Linked DNA regions of Homo sapiens: region 1 is linked to region 2. Evidence: read pairs that join two places in POLR2A ChIA-PET (ENCODE). Cell type or tissue: endothelial cell of umbilical vein. All regions are shown on one strand. Each heading gives the region's core, and the rest is flanking DNA. Links, peaks and the distances in the headings are about the cores only.

The links. Peaks named below come from ENCODE experiments on the same cell type or tissue, not always from the same donor. Only the 100,000 strongest peaks of a DNase experiment are listed, where the experiment ranks them.
Region 1: POLR2A ChIA-PET joins it to region 2 with 6 read pairs; 5 of 35 experiments call an interaction of 5 or more read pairs at or near these places.

Annotation. Positions count from the first base shown.
Region 1 is chr4:82,816,227-82,823,156 of GRCh38, forward strand. SEC31A (SEC31 homolog A, COPII component) reads right to left here. Exons shown (of 27, transcript NM_001077207.4): 26 at 4,811-4,882; 27 at 2,283-3,027. The coding sequence ends at 2,848. Among named protein-coding and RNA genes, the nearest start is that of SCD5, 21 kb to the left of the region's middle. In endothelial cell of umbilical vein, for the core only: no CTCF peak of the experiment used is centred there; no DNase peak of the experiment used is centred there; H3K27ac peaks cover 273 bases.
Region 2 is chr4:82,873,173-82,880,102 of GRCh38, forward strand. SEC31A (SEC31 homolog A, COPII component) reads right to left here. Exons shown (of 27, transcript NM_001077207.4): 4 at 5,558-5,756; 5 at 2,555-2,650; 6 at 1,439-1,579. Among named protein-coding and RNA genes, the nearest start is that of SEC31A, 15 kb to the right of the region's middle. In endothelial cell of umbilical vein, for the core only: no CTCF peak of the experiment used is centred there; no DNase peak of the experiment used is centred there.

The DNA of each region.
Region 1 (6,930 bases), core at 1,611-4,110, 58 kb before region 2:
CTGCCACCACGCCCGGCTAATTTTTTGTATTTTTAGTAGAGGCGGGGTTTCACCATGTTAGTCAGATGGTCTCGATCTCCTGACCTCGTGATCTGCCCGCCTCAGCTTCCCAAAGTGCTGGGATTACAGGCGTGAGCCACCGCGCCCGGCCTATACACTCATATTCTTAAATAAATCTTTGGGTTGGCCAGGGCTCCACTGCCACCTACTCGTTTCTCATCTTTTGGAAAATAGTTTTTTTTTGGTAGAATGACACCAAATATGCCATTGTCATGTCAAGATAAACATGCAACTGCAAAACAAATTCTAACTATAAGGGTGATTAATTAAAAAAAAAAACTTGAAGCCAGTCCACTCTGCAGATGGTCTTGGGCTGATACTACTGTTCAGGGTCAAATCCAGAGGGTCACTTTGTCACTTCAACGAGTAGTGGAACTGACTCACACTATCTTTTTATTTTTATTTATTTATTTATTTTTGAGACGGAGTCTCGCTCTGTTGCCCAGGCTGGAGTGCAGTGGCACGATCTTGGCTCACTGCAATCTCCGCCTCCTGGGTTCAAGCAATTCTCTGCCTCAGCCTCCCGAGTAGCTGGGATTACAAGCGCCTGCCACCACTCCGGCTAATGTTTTTGTATTTTTAGTAGAGACGCGGTTTCACCATCTTGGCCAGGCTGGTCTTGAACTCCTGACCTCGAGATCCACCTGCCTTGGCCTCCCAAAGTGCTGGGATTACAGGCGTGTGACTCACACTATCAAGTGCATAGGAAACCAATGAGCTAGGTGACAATATATCCATTTATAAGTCTAGATAGTCCATTCCTGAGACTCCAACATATGTACATGCTATCAAGGTACTCTTTTTTTTTTTTTTCTTTCTTTTTTGGGACAGGGTGTCTGTCACCCAGGCTGGAGTGAAGTGGCACAATTACAGCTCACTGCAGCCTTGACCTCTGGGGCTCAAGGGATCCTCCCGCCTCAGCCTCCCAAGTAGCTGGGACCACAGGCATGTGTCACCACATCGGGCTAATTTTTTTTATTTTTAGTAGAGACACGGTCTCACTACAGCCCAGGCTAGTCTTGAACTCCTGGGCTCAAGTGATCCTCCTGCCTCTTCTCCCAAAGTGCAGGGATTACAGGTGTGAGCCACTGCACCCAGCCAGGGTAATTTTTTAAAATGCAGCATGTATTTGTTGAGTAGGGAATCTTGGCAAATAGAATCAAGAGGTTCTTGCAAACTATTTCACTCAGGCTGAAGAAAATTGACTTAACTTACTCCACAGTGTTTATTTTCTAGTTTTTTAACCCTCTTAAGGAATATTGCATAAACTATGAAAATTATTATCTAACTCTTCTCCAGATTCTACAGGGACCATTAATTTTTTGTTTACCACACTGTTCTTTTATTTATTTATTTATTTTGAGATGGAGGCTGTTGCCCAGGCTGGAGTGCAATGGTGCGATCTCGGTTCACTGCAACCTCCGCCTCCCAGGTTCAAGCGATTCTCCTGCCTCAGCCGCCCGAGTAGCTGGGATTACAGGCATGTGCCACCACGTCTGGCTGGCTAATTTTGTATTTTTAGTAGAGATGGGGTTCCTCCATGTTGGTCAGGCTGGTCTTGAACTCCTGACCTCAGGTCATCCGCCTGCCTTGGCCTCTGAAAGTGCTGGGATTACAGGCGTGAGCCACCGCGCCCGGCCTTACCACACTGTTCTTAAGACAGATGATAATAAAGTCACTTGACAGAAAAACTGGGTGCAAAATGTGTGGCTTTGATTTACAGGCTGACTGAAATTAAAGCTTTCTTTCTGAACTTAAACCTCAAAGCTACAGGTAATTTTTTTTTTTTTTTTTGAGAAAGAGTTTTGCTCTTATTGCCCAGACTGGACAGCAATGGCGTGATCTCGGCTCACCGCAACCTCCGCCTCCCGGGTTCAAGCAATTCTCCTGCCTCAGCCACCCAAGTAGCTGGGATTATAGGCATGCGCCACCACGCCCGGCTAATTCTGTACTTTTAGTAGAGACAGGGTTTCTCCATGTTGGCCAGTCTGGTCTCGAACTCCCGACCTCTGCCTGCTTCGGCCTCTCAAAGTGCTGGGATTACAAGCGTGAGCCACCATGCCTGGCACAGCTATAGGTAATTTAAACAAAATAGGTGAAAAAATTTCTAGCTATAAAATGGACACAATTTAGTCTTAAAACTCAAACAGAATATTGAAACATTTACAAATAGAAAAAAGCTCAATGCATTCTACAGAACAAAAATGTCCAGTCTTTTCCTATATAGTTAAAGCCAGTGATCCCATTTTTATTAATATCTGCTAAAACCCATGTAGCAGTTTGTAGATGTAGTTATTTACTCAGGAATCCTAAGACACAAAAAATAAACTAAATTTTAAGCAGCTGTTTCAAAAAAGACTATACACACATAAAATAGGATTACACACTTTAATCTGATTGACACTGAGGAAGTAGGGAGGACATGAAAGAAATTTAGTTTTAGCTCTGCTTTATGCATAACCAGATGCTCCTTTTCTAAAAAGTATATTGAGGTTTTAAAAAACACATTTATCAGAATACTTCAGGAAACCATACTATGTGTAATCCAGGAAATACACTATTTGCAGAATAGGAAAATCATCACTGGCAACAAAAGATTAAAACAAAAATAAAGCACCAGGGTTCTGAGCAGTTCTAAGGTGAGTATATCAGCAGAAATAGTGTAAATGCTCTTGACTGGTTGCTATGCAAACATGCTAATGAGGACTAGTCCATGTCTTATAATTTTTTTTTTTAACATGTTTCTTTGGAAAAATGGCAATATTGAGTGGAAGAGAAGCTGTCCTTTTAGACACCCAGCTTATTGGCCTGGGTGAGAACAACTTTGAGAACTGGCATGAAAGCAGAGGTCTCACTGAAGTTGCTGGTGCTAACTATGTGGGTATGCATGGTCAATCCTTCTGAGTAGTTTCGAGTTTCAATGCTCCTTGCAATGTTGTGTAAACCACTGGTGATTGTTGGTGAAAGCTGAAACAAAAGTGAACCAAGAGAAAGAATTAAATTAAGGGATAACTTCCCATGAGATCCTCCATAAACATTAAACCCAGATATTTAAGTGGAATTTGAAACAAACATTATAAAAATATATAAACCATTTAGCATTTCTAGAAAGTTTCTTGAACCAAGCAACAGTTATCAAGTACAACCACAACAAAATGATTTACATAAATAAGTTATTTATGAATTATACATGTATAAGCCAGGTATTTTCTTACAGAAAAGCAGCCCGATTTCCTCTCCAAACTGAAATGCTAATTTCTCTCTCCACTTAAGAGAGCTTCAGACCTTTAAAAAATTCTCCTATGCACAAAAAGGAGATTAAAGATTCTTAATCATAATATCTCAAAGGAAGGGCCCAAATTTACTAATTCTTACCTGCTTTTTATAATCCTGTCATCTCTTAAAACTATAAAACCTGTAGTTTTTTACTATGTCATTACTTGGCATAGGTGTCCATACTTTACAGAAGACTTTATTTGGATTTTTTTTTTTTGAGATGGAGTCTCACTCTGTCACCCAGGCTGGAGTACAGTGGTGCGATCTCGACTCACTGCAACCTCCGCCTCCCGGGTTCAAGCGATTCTCCTGCCTCAGCCTCCTGAGTAGCTAGGACTACAGCCGTGTGCCACCATGCCCAGCTAATTTTTGTATTTTTAGTAGAGACGGGGTTTTGCCATGTTGGCCAGGCTGGTCTCAAACTCCTGACCTCAGGTGATCTGCCCGCCTCAGCCTCCCAAAGTGCTGGGATTACAGGCGTGAGCCACCATGCCTGGCCTATTTTGATCTCATTTTTAAAAAATGTTTTAATATATACTCATCTAGATGTATACGCTAATTGTATCTTCTGTTTTTTTTTTTTTTTTTTGGAAATGCGGTCTTGCTATGTTGCCCAGGCTGGTCTCAAACTCCTGGGCTCCAGTGATCCTCCCGCATCAGCCTCCTCAGTAGCTGGGATTACAGGCATATCCCACTGTGCCCACCGAGAAGACTTTATTTTGGATCAGTCCAAGGACCACACTACTTCCACTGTTATATCAACTTTCTTTAGTTTGGTTCTCATGAGAGAAATGGTTATTTTCATCTGATGGAACTGAGTGTGGGGAATGGGTTAGAGGAATGCTGAAATGGAAAAAATAAAAAGAAAGTCCCACTTCTTTTTTTCTTCTCCTTTCCTAGTGCTTTCATTAATAAAACAAGACAATTTTAGAAAAGAATGGTGAGGTGGGGACAAGAGAACAAACGTAGTGAACTGACTTCTTACTCCTGGCTATCTTCATAGTTACAGCACATTACCCTATTCATCTTGTGGCTACATTTGGCTTTGCTTTTGTATAATGGCTATCCTAAAAGAAAAGGGTCAAGAGTCTTAGACTATGATAAAGATTATAGATTTAGTCCCTGGAAAACAGAGTATCTGCATACTCTTTGATTTCTTGTAACTGGGCCATATAAAAGGAACAGCAGAAGGTCAGCTACCTTATGGCCAACACAGGCCAGTTTGTATTTATACTCTTGTTATGAGAGGGTTAAAATGTCTCTCTCAACACACCCACACAAACACACACACACACACCCGTATCCCCTTAACCCCAGTGAGTGGAATTTATGATTCAACACAGCCATGCCCATTCTCTAAATGTCATGACAATTTTGCCCCCATGCATACTAAATGGGAGTGCTGATAAGACAACTGTTTTACTAGCAACTAGGAATAAATGATTATCATAAATCCTTTTCCTCCAAAACTTACTGTCTGTTCCCTAAGTTTATCATACAGAAACTCCAAACGTTTGCTGGCATCATCTAGCTTCCTCTTGGTTTGCTGCAGGAAAGAAAAAATAGATGTTATATTTGAACATTAACTTTTAACCTAAGAACTTGCCCTATCTCATTGCACTAAACCTTATACTTAAAATGTTGAATGGCTTCATTTTATAAAGAAATGGAGGCAACTACAACTAAGAAACTTGAACAGATTATGGCCGGGCGTGGTGGCTCACGCCTGTAATCCCAGCACTTTGGGAGACCAAGGCAGGCAAATCATGAGGTCAGGAGTTTGAGACCAGCCTGGTCAACATGGTGAAACCCTGTCTCTACTAAAAATACAAAAAATTTGCTGGGCGTAGTGGCAGGCGCCTGTAATCCCAGCTAGTCGGAAGGCTGAGGCAGGAGAATTGCTTGAACCCAGGAGGTGGAGGTTGCAGTGAGCCGAGATCACGCCACTGCACTCCAGGCCCAGGCGACAGTGCAAGACTCCGTCTCAAAAAAAAAAAAAAAAAAAAAAGAAACTTGAACAGATTATTAGAACAGAGATCAATCATCTATCAAGGGTGGAGGGTGGAGGGGACTGGGATGAGGAGAGGATGAGACTTACTTCCAGTGCATGAAAGAGTACTGATTGGATTTCATATGAACTGCAAACTCACTTGATAAGGTATATATGCATGTTTGCTTGCACTATATTCACAAGCATCAGGAGGCAGCAATGGGTCAGTGTATCACAAAAAAGAAGGTCTAAGTAGTTATTGTCGATTATGGGTGGTAGAAGGCAAACATATAGGTGAACTGTGGAATCTTGTTTTAACCTTTCAAAAATACTACTTAAACACTTAGTTACATTTGTTTAATCCTGCCTTTTTCTAAGCCTTTAAAGCACCAAGAAAGAAAGAAAACTATCTTTTGGCAGCTTAAGATTACTGAGGGAAGTAGTAAAATAAATTATTAAATTAAAAAGCTTTTTTTTCTCTCTACCATAGCACTGTAAAGTATAATCAAAGAAACTATTCTAAAACTAAAACTAACAGTTTTAAAATTACATGATTAACTTAATGTTCTACATTATACCACAGCCTTATGTTAGTTCAATATTTATTGGCTGCTTACTATGTGCTGTACCAGGGACAAAGTCTTGTATGTCATGTAGCTCATATCCCACTGGGTGAGAAAAGATACTAAATGAACAATATATTGCATGTCAGATGGTGATAACTGCTATGAAGAAAAGTTAATAGAGGAAGGGGGCTAAACATGTTGGGAGTTGGGGGTAATAAAGAAAGGCCTGATGGCTAATGGGACATGTGAGCAGAGGCCTTGAACTTGGGAGGAAACAAACAATGCAGATATGTGGAGGAAGAGTTCCAGGCAGAAGGAGCAGCAAGTATAAAGTCCTGACGCTGAAATGCTCTTGGTGTGTTCAAGGAAGGAATGCCAGTGTGCTTGGAGAAGAGAGAGAAGAGACAGGCCATCAAGGATGCTACATACCAAGTTGTGTGGCAAAATTACTTTGTGCTGTTTAGACATAAAGTGAAAATAAGATACATCCATGCTATAAAAACTATTCCAACTACTGATTAAAATGAACTTTTGCGGAAAGGAAACCTTACAATCCTTGCTCAAAGTTAACCTGGCCAGGTGCGGTGGCTCATGCCTGTAATCCCAGCACTTTGAGAGGCCGAGGTGGGCGGATCACCTGATGTTGGGAGTTCGAGACCAGCCTGACCAACATGGAGAAACCCTGTCTCTTCTAAAAATACAAAATTAGCCGGGCGTGGTGGCACATGCCTGTAATTCCAGCTACTAGGGAGGCTGAGGCAGGAGAATCTCTTGAACCTGGGAGGCGGAGGTTGCAGTGAGCCGAGATTGCACCATTGCACTCCAGCCTGGGCAACAAGAGTGAAACTCCGTCTCAAAAAAAAAGAAAAACAAAGTTAACCTTATCTAGCTACAAACAGGAGCCCTACCCCAAGGGGGCAAGGGCAGCCGGACAGGCAGGATATTAGAACTTCTTCCCCAACTAATTACAGAAATTATAGGAACACTTTGTCTTTTATGGTTCTCTACTACCCAGAGCTCCTCGGTATCCAAGAGGAA
Region 2 (6,930 bases), core at 2,796-5,295:
ACATGGTAAAACCCATCTCTACTAAAAATACAAAAATTCGCCAGGTATGGTGGCGGACGCCTGTAATCCCAGCTACTTAGGAGGCTGAGGCAGGAGAATTGCCTGAACCCAGGAGGCGGAGGTTGCAGTGCCATGATTGCGCCCCTACACTCCAGACTGGGTGACAGAGTGAGAGTCCCTCTCAAAAAAAAAAAAACCCTTAAAAAAATTAACACACACACAAGACACAAAAAAACCCCATACTTTTCCTCTATTTTATCAGAAAAATCAAGGCAAAATATCTGAAGCAAAAACTACCATTTAAATTTTCATATGGAATAAATTAACATTATTAGGAACTATCTGCAAGTTCAAATTCTATTAAATATTCCACAAAATGACTAAAATGCTTCTGGTATGGTTTATTCCATTGAAACTTCTGTTTTAAAACTCCTGATTCACTTGAAAACAATACTCTGAAGAAGTGTTCTCCCAAATAGTTTTTTGTTGTTATTGTTGTTTTTAAACTACATATGTATGCCTGACTTTTGGCAAACTTATTTTAGAAAATGTCAAACTATCCAATGTACTCATAAACAAACAAACAAAAAAAGCTCCAAATTATATCTAAATTATTTTATGGCATCTAATGACATAAAAAAATAAAGATACCTAAAAGGTTCAGAATTTAATGTGCTCTATGGGTAAGTGCCGAAAATATATTAGCTCATTTTAGCAGTACCTAATCAGAGGAAGAGATGAGGCCAAGAAGTCAAATATTACAAGTTCACAGTGATGAAGCTTCCAGCAGGAAAAATTTTTACATTCTAAGAAAAGTTAAAGATGAATTAAAAAGTTGCTGCAATGGCCGGGCACAGAAGCTCATGCCTGTAATCCCAGCACTTTGGGAGGCCGAGGCAGGCAGATCACGAGGTCAGGAGTTTGAGACCAGCCAGACCAACATGGTGAAACCCCATCTCTACCAAAAATACAAAAATTAGCCGGGCTTGATGGTGCATGCCTGTAATCTCAGCTACTCGGAAGGCTGGGGCAGGAGAAGTGCTTGAACCCAGGAGGCAGAGGTTGCAGTGAGCCGAGATCACGCCACTGTACTCCAGCCTGGGCGACAAAGCGAGACTCCGTCTCAAGAAAAAAAAAAAAAAAGTTGCTGCAATGTTTTAAAACAGCTAGCAAAGCAAAACCACCAGTATATCATGGAATAAGTTCCTTGATTAACCAATCTCTCTTCATCATTAATAATATCCAACATATTTATTGGGAATTTTATGATTTTCCCTTAGAGGAAAAAAAACAAAACATTCCTTCTAACATGACTGATTAATAAAAAAACAGGATTTGACTTCACAGAAATTTGATTTGTTGTCAACTCTGACAAACAATATAGGAATACCTACAGCAGAAATACAACATGTTCATCACAAGTCAATCACATACTTACTCTGTTACTATGGTCACTGACTTTGATGATTGGCTCATTTTTTCTAAGATCCCATACAGTGGCCCGGCCACTGGGACTGGCTGATGCTAAAATATGCTGAACTTGTCTGTTCCATGCAATGCAGCTGATATCTTCTGGCGGCTACAAGGAAGAAACAGTTAATAAAAACTGCTTGTTTCTCTATTATAATCAAATTTAACTGTAAAATTGGATCCTTCATTTTGAAAAGTGTATTACTTAAAAATCTGATCCATTTATGCCACAAATTTGCTTTATAGTCCTACATCTCTACATTCTCAACACATAAAATTATATGACTTAAAATGCAGGTACATACCACTTCAAGTGTATTATCTTGTTTCATAATATCTCATTCAACAAGAATTTTATTGAATTTCTGCTATAAACCAAGTACTGTTTCTTTACTTTGCAACTGCTGCAAGGTAGATTATGGACCACAAAGTAGATGTTGGTGACTATGACAGAAAACTAGGCAGGGCAAAATTACAGCCTAGACCATTAGCAAAATACCTTTATAAATGGTAGTGCATATGCTGTCATTATGCTACCTCTCAGATTGCCAAAATGTTAGAGCCAGTTACAATGGCTACTCAAGTTGGATAGCCTATACAACATAAAGAAACTCAGGGAAGAACAGGAGAAGACTGTTGTTACCAAACTTAATAGAAATACACAAGCAAAGGGCTTGAGGTATTTATTTTAAACCTTGTCTTCCATGGTCTTGTCTAAGTGTGTTTTAAGAAGGTTGGTTGTTGCCAAAACACAGAGCAACTATCACACAAAGAACAAAAATAATTATACTATATCTAAGACAATTATTAAGGATTTTTGTTCATTTTGTTTACTACTGTATGCCTAGTACAATGACCAGTGTCTACCAGGTGGTAGGTACTAAATAAATATTTACTCTTGATGGACTCACTGATACTTTGAAGAAACATATTTATTAATTACTGAAGAAAAATCAGTAATATCTAAACAATGATTTTAAACATATATGTTTTGTGTGAGAAGCCTTAAAAGTGAAATAAGTAGGTTTAGGAGAACTACTTTTGGCTTTTTTGATTACAATGATCAAAATCAATATAAAAATACCTGTGTTTTGGCTCCTGGTGTCATTGGGGTTGCAAAATTATTTAGATCCCATATGTAGATTTCAGATTCATTAGCACCAGAAGCTACCAGATTAGTCTGCAAGAAGAAACCATAACTAAATAGCACTTATGAATAATTAAGAAAATTCAGAATAACTCAGTTCAGAGCTAGAAAGATATTAGATGTAGCATACACAATTTTTCTATTTAATTTGAAAAGTGAAAAACATATGCATGAATTTCTAAATTATGCATAATTCTTTCAAAATTTAAAGTTTTCTAGAAAAACATAAAATTCTACTTAACAAAGACAAAAGATGTCTACTGAGAACAAATTAATTTTAATGCAAGATATTATTTTAAAAATTATATGGATAAATTCTTTTTTTTTTTTTTTTTTTTGAGATGGAGTTTTGCTCTTGTTGCCCAGGCTGGAGTGCAATGGTGCAATCTCAGCTCACCACAACTTCCGCCTCCCGGGTCCAAGTGATTCTCCTGCCTCAGCCTCCCGAGTAGCTAGGATTACAGGCATGCACCACCACTCCCGGCTAATTCTGTATTTTTAGTAGAGACGGGGTTTCTCCATGTTGGTCAGGCTGGTCTCAAACTCCTGACCTCAGGTGATCCACCTGCCTCGGCCTCCCAAAGTGCTGGGATTACAGGCGTGAGCCACCAAACCTGGCTGGATAAATTCTTAATCAGTCATGCAACCATGTGAGGATTACTGTTTGTATCTTTGCATCTCTGGAAGGAGATTTAATTATAAGATTAAAAAGGTCATCAATTATTGCTTTCAGAAAAAGCTGAATCCTAAAACTGTGGCATCTTTCTCAGGATACCTCAAAGCCAGCTTCCAGAGCTGAATCAATACAGCACTAGTAAAATCTCTTGTCATAACTCTTCACATATTTCTAGTTCATATACACTCAATCTTATTCCAGGTGGCAATATTTCTAGGTTTTCTCTGGTACATACCTTAAGGGTCAAAAAGAACCTGAAATTGTAATATAAAGTACAGGAAGATAATGGGCTTCATATACTGACCTTCATCCACTACTATTTACTCTTACAAATTATTCTCTATCAGTTGGCATATAACTAAAAAAAGGGAGACATTCTATGGTAGTAGCTACCTATAACACAAAATACTTTATTAAAAATCATCAGCTGTTCAATACAATTAACAAAGGAGTTAGCTAAAGAGCAGATACCACAAACTATAGAAACGAAGGCTGGGCACAGTGGCTCATGCCTGTAGTCACAGCACTTTGGGAGGCTGAGGCAGACAGACCACTTGAGCCCAGGAGTTTGGGACCAGCTTGACCAACACGAAAAAACCCTGTCTCTACAAAAATTAGCCAGGTGTTGTGGCTCATGCCTGTAGTCCCAGCTACTCAGGTGGCTGAGACAGAAGACTTGCTTGAGCCCAGGAGGTCAAGACTGCAGTGAGTCATGAGCCACTGCAGTCCAGCCTGGCAGAGGGAGCAAGACGCTGTTTCAAAAAACAAAAAACAACAACAAAAAAGAAATAAACAAGTTGGGTTTCTGTATTGCTATACCCTAAGTATCTATTTATAATATAAGAAAAGGAACTATTTAAAATTTTCTTAATACTCATTTTTGGTTGTTATAATCTAGTATCCTATTAACTCAAGGTCTTTTTTTTTTTTCCAGACAGGGTCTCTATGTGTCACCCAGGTTGCAGTGCAGTGGTGTGATCATAGCTCACTGCAGCGTAGACCTCCCAGGCTAAAGCCATCAACCTACCTCAGCCTCCCGTGTAGCTGAGACTACAGGCGTGTGCCACCATGTTCTGCTAATTGTTTGCATTTTTTGTAATGACAGGGTTTCACCATCCTGTTCAGGCTAAGATCGTTATTAAGCTGTGCATTTATATAATTAACAACCAGAAATGTTTATGAAGGCAACAGTACAAAGAATCTTAATTGACTATTTGTTAAATCTGCATTACATTTCTTTTTTCTTTTTTTGAGTTTTGCTCGTTGCCCAGGCTGGAGTGCAATGGCACGATCTCAACTCACTGCGATCTCCGCCTCCCGGGTTCAAGCGATTCTCCTGCCTCAGACTCCCGAATAGCTGGGATTACAGGTGCCTGCCACCATGCCCGGCTAATTTTTGTATTTTTAGTAGAGACGGGGTTTCACCACGTTGGCCAGGCTGGTCTCGAACTCCTGACCTCATGATCTGTCTGCCTCGGCCTCTCAAAGTGCTGGGATTACACAGGTGTGAGCCACATGCCCAGCCATTACATTTAATTTCTAATTATTTCATAGAGTATTAATCTCTGTCATAAACATAAAATTTCTCAATTAATAAAACAGTGAATTAACCTGGACATCACAGCACCAGCCTAATGCTGACCTAGCATGAACTTTTAAAAGGCAAGGTTTCCAACCTATAGGGATCTTAATGTTTATAAAATGTCTAATCAAATGGCGTGACATCTTCAGACTTAAACCTATTAGCCAGCTGGGCACAGTGGCTCACGTCTGTAATCCCAGCACTTTGGGAGGCCGAGGCGGGCGGATCACAAGGTCAAGAGATCGAGACCATTCTGGCCAACATGGTGAAACCCCATCTCTACTAAAAGTACAAAAATTAGCTGGGCGTGGTGGCAGGCGCCTGTAATCCCAGCTACTCGGGAGGCTGAGGCAGGAGAATCACTTGAACCCAGGAGGCAGAGGTTGCAGTGAGCCAAGATCATGCCACTGCACTCCAGCCTGGTGACAGAGCGAGACTCCGTCTCAAAAAAACAAAAACAAAAACAAAAACAAAAACCTATCAGCCGGATCCTTTTCATGGAGGTAGTATTTTTAACCCTGATCTCAACTCTGAACCCACCATTCTTTAAACAAACACTCGTCAACCTGTATAGCCACAGTTTTTTAACTTTCAATTCCAAAACTGAGGCATAGTAGATTCATATACTGATTTCAAATGAGCAGCACATAGTCTAAGAATTATGAAATGTTAAAGTCTTAACCTGGAAAATGTTCACATCCAAGGCTCTCACTGGGCCAGTATGCTTGTCATTCTGGGCAATCACAACTTCCTTGTCTCCAGCTATAATTTTAGAAGGATCATAGAGAATAATATTTCCATTTTCACCACCTGCAATCAGAACTCCAGAGACATCTCCTTTGGAATCCATTTTATAAGGCCCCCAAATCAACTTGTGGTACCTACAGGAGAAAATGAATAAAATCATTCATTCTTAAAGTCAAATAAATGTAGACAAAAAATTGAAATTATACACTTAATTTTTAATGTTTTCATAAACAATCCAAATATATTACTTTCCCACCACTCCTGGTAACTATGTATGACTTTGGTGTAATAGTATTTCATTTTTTATTTATACTCATATTTGCATATGTGATTTTGTAATCCTTAAAGAGTAAAAACTCTTGTAAGGTAGTGTAACAAAATATACTTGAGTTGTGTGTCAAAAAATATGAGCTTAAGAATGATTTTACCATTTAGAAACTGTGAGACCCTAAGTTACTTAATCTTCTTAAATTGCCTCTGGTTCATTGTAAAATAGAGCTAATCAATCACTTCCCTCGAAAGGTAAAAACACTCTTTATTTGACTATAGAAGGGTCTCATGCTTTGACCTTTGTCTGAAAAAAAAAAAAAGGGGGGGTCACTAACAAGTGGTCTGTTAAATAGTAAAGGTGTTAAAGGAGTCATGTGAAATTTTCTAAGAAAAAGAATGTATTCTAATGGTAGAAAAATGACATCAAGATTATAACAAGTACCCCTACTATTAGAGAATAAAATATATGGTCCAGAATGGAGATGAAATATGAAGGCAGAAAGGTATACGATGATACAGATGGTAGTAAGCAGAAAAACTACTAGACAAAAGGTATCTGGGGTTCCCATCCCACTGTGACAGCTCTGAAGAATATGAGCGGTCCCATGAAACTGCATGATTTGAGCTATATTCTGTCAGCTAAAGAGCAATCTCTTTAAACCCTGCTAATATATTGAGGCAATAAAGCTTATTTTATTACTGAAATGAAGACCTCCTTTCTCTGCATTACAATAGGGCATAAGTACTTGAAAGTATGATCCAAATACCTAGTTACCTAGTGTATTAGAAATCGTGTCAACAAAACTGTGAGATATATTTCTAAATATCGTAACAGAAGAAAATAAAAATAAGCTACCATTCAGAGATAATCACTATTAATACTTACGATGACTACTCCTTTTCTAGTCACATCTACCTTTTTGTAAACAGGCACAATAAAGGAGATAGAAAAAAGAACTCTATACAAAATTAGCCAGGCATGGTGGCACATGCCTGTAATCCCAGCTACTCGGGAGGCTGAGGCAGGAGAATTGCTAG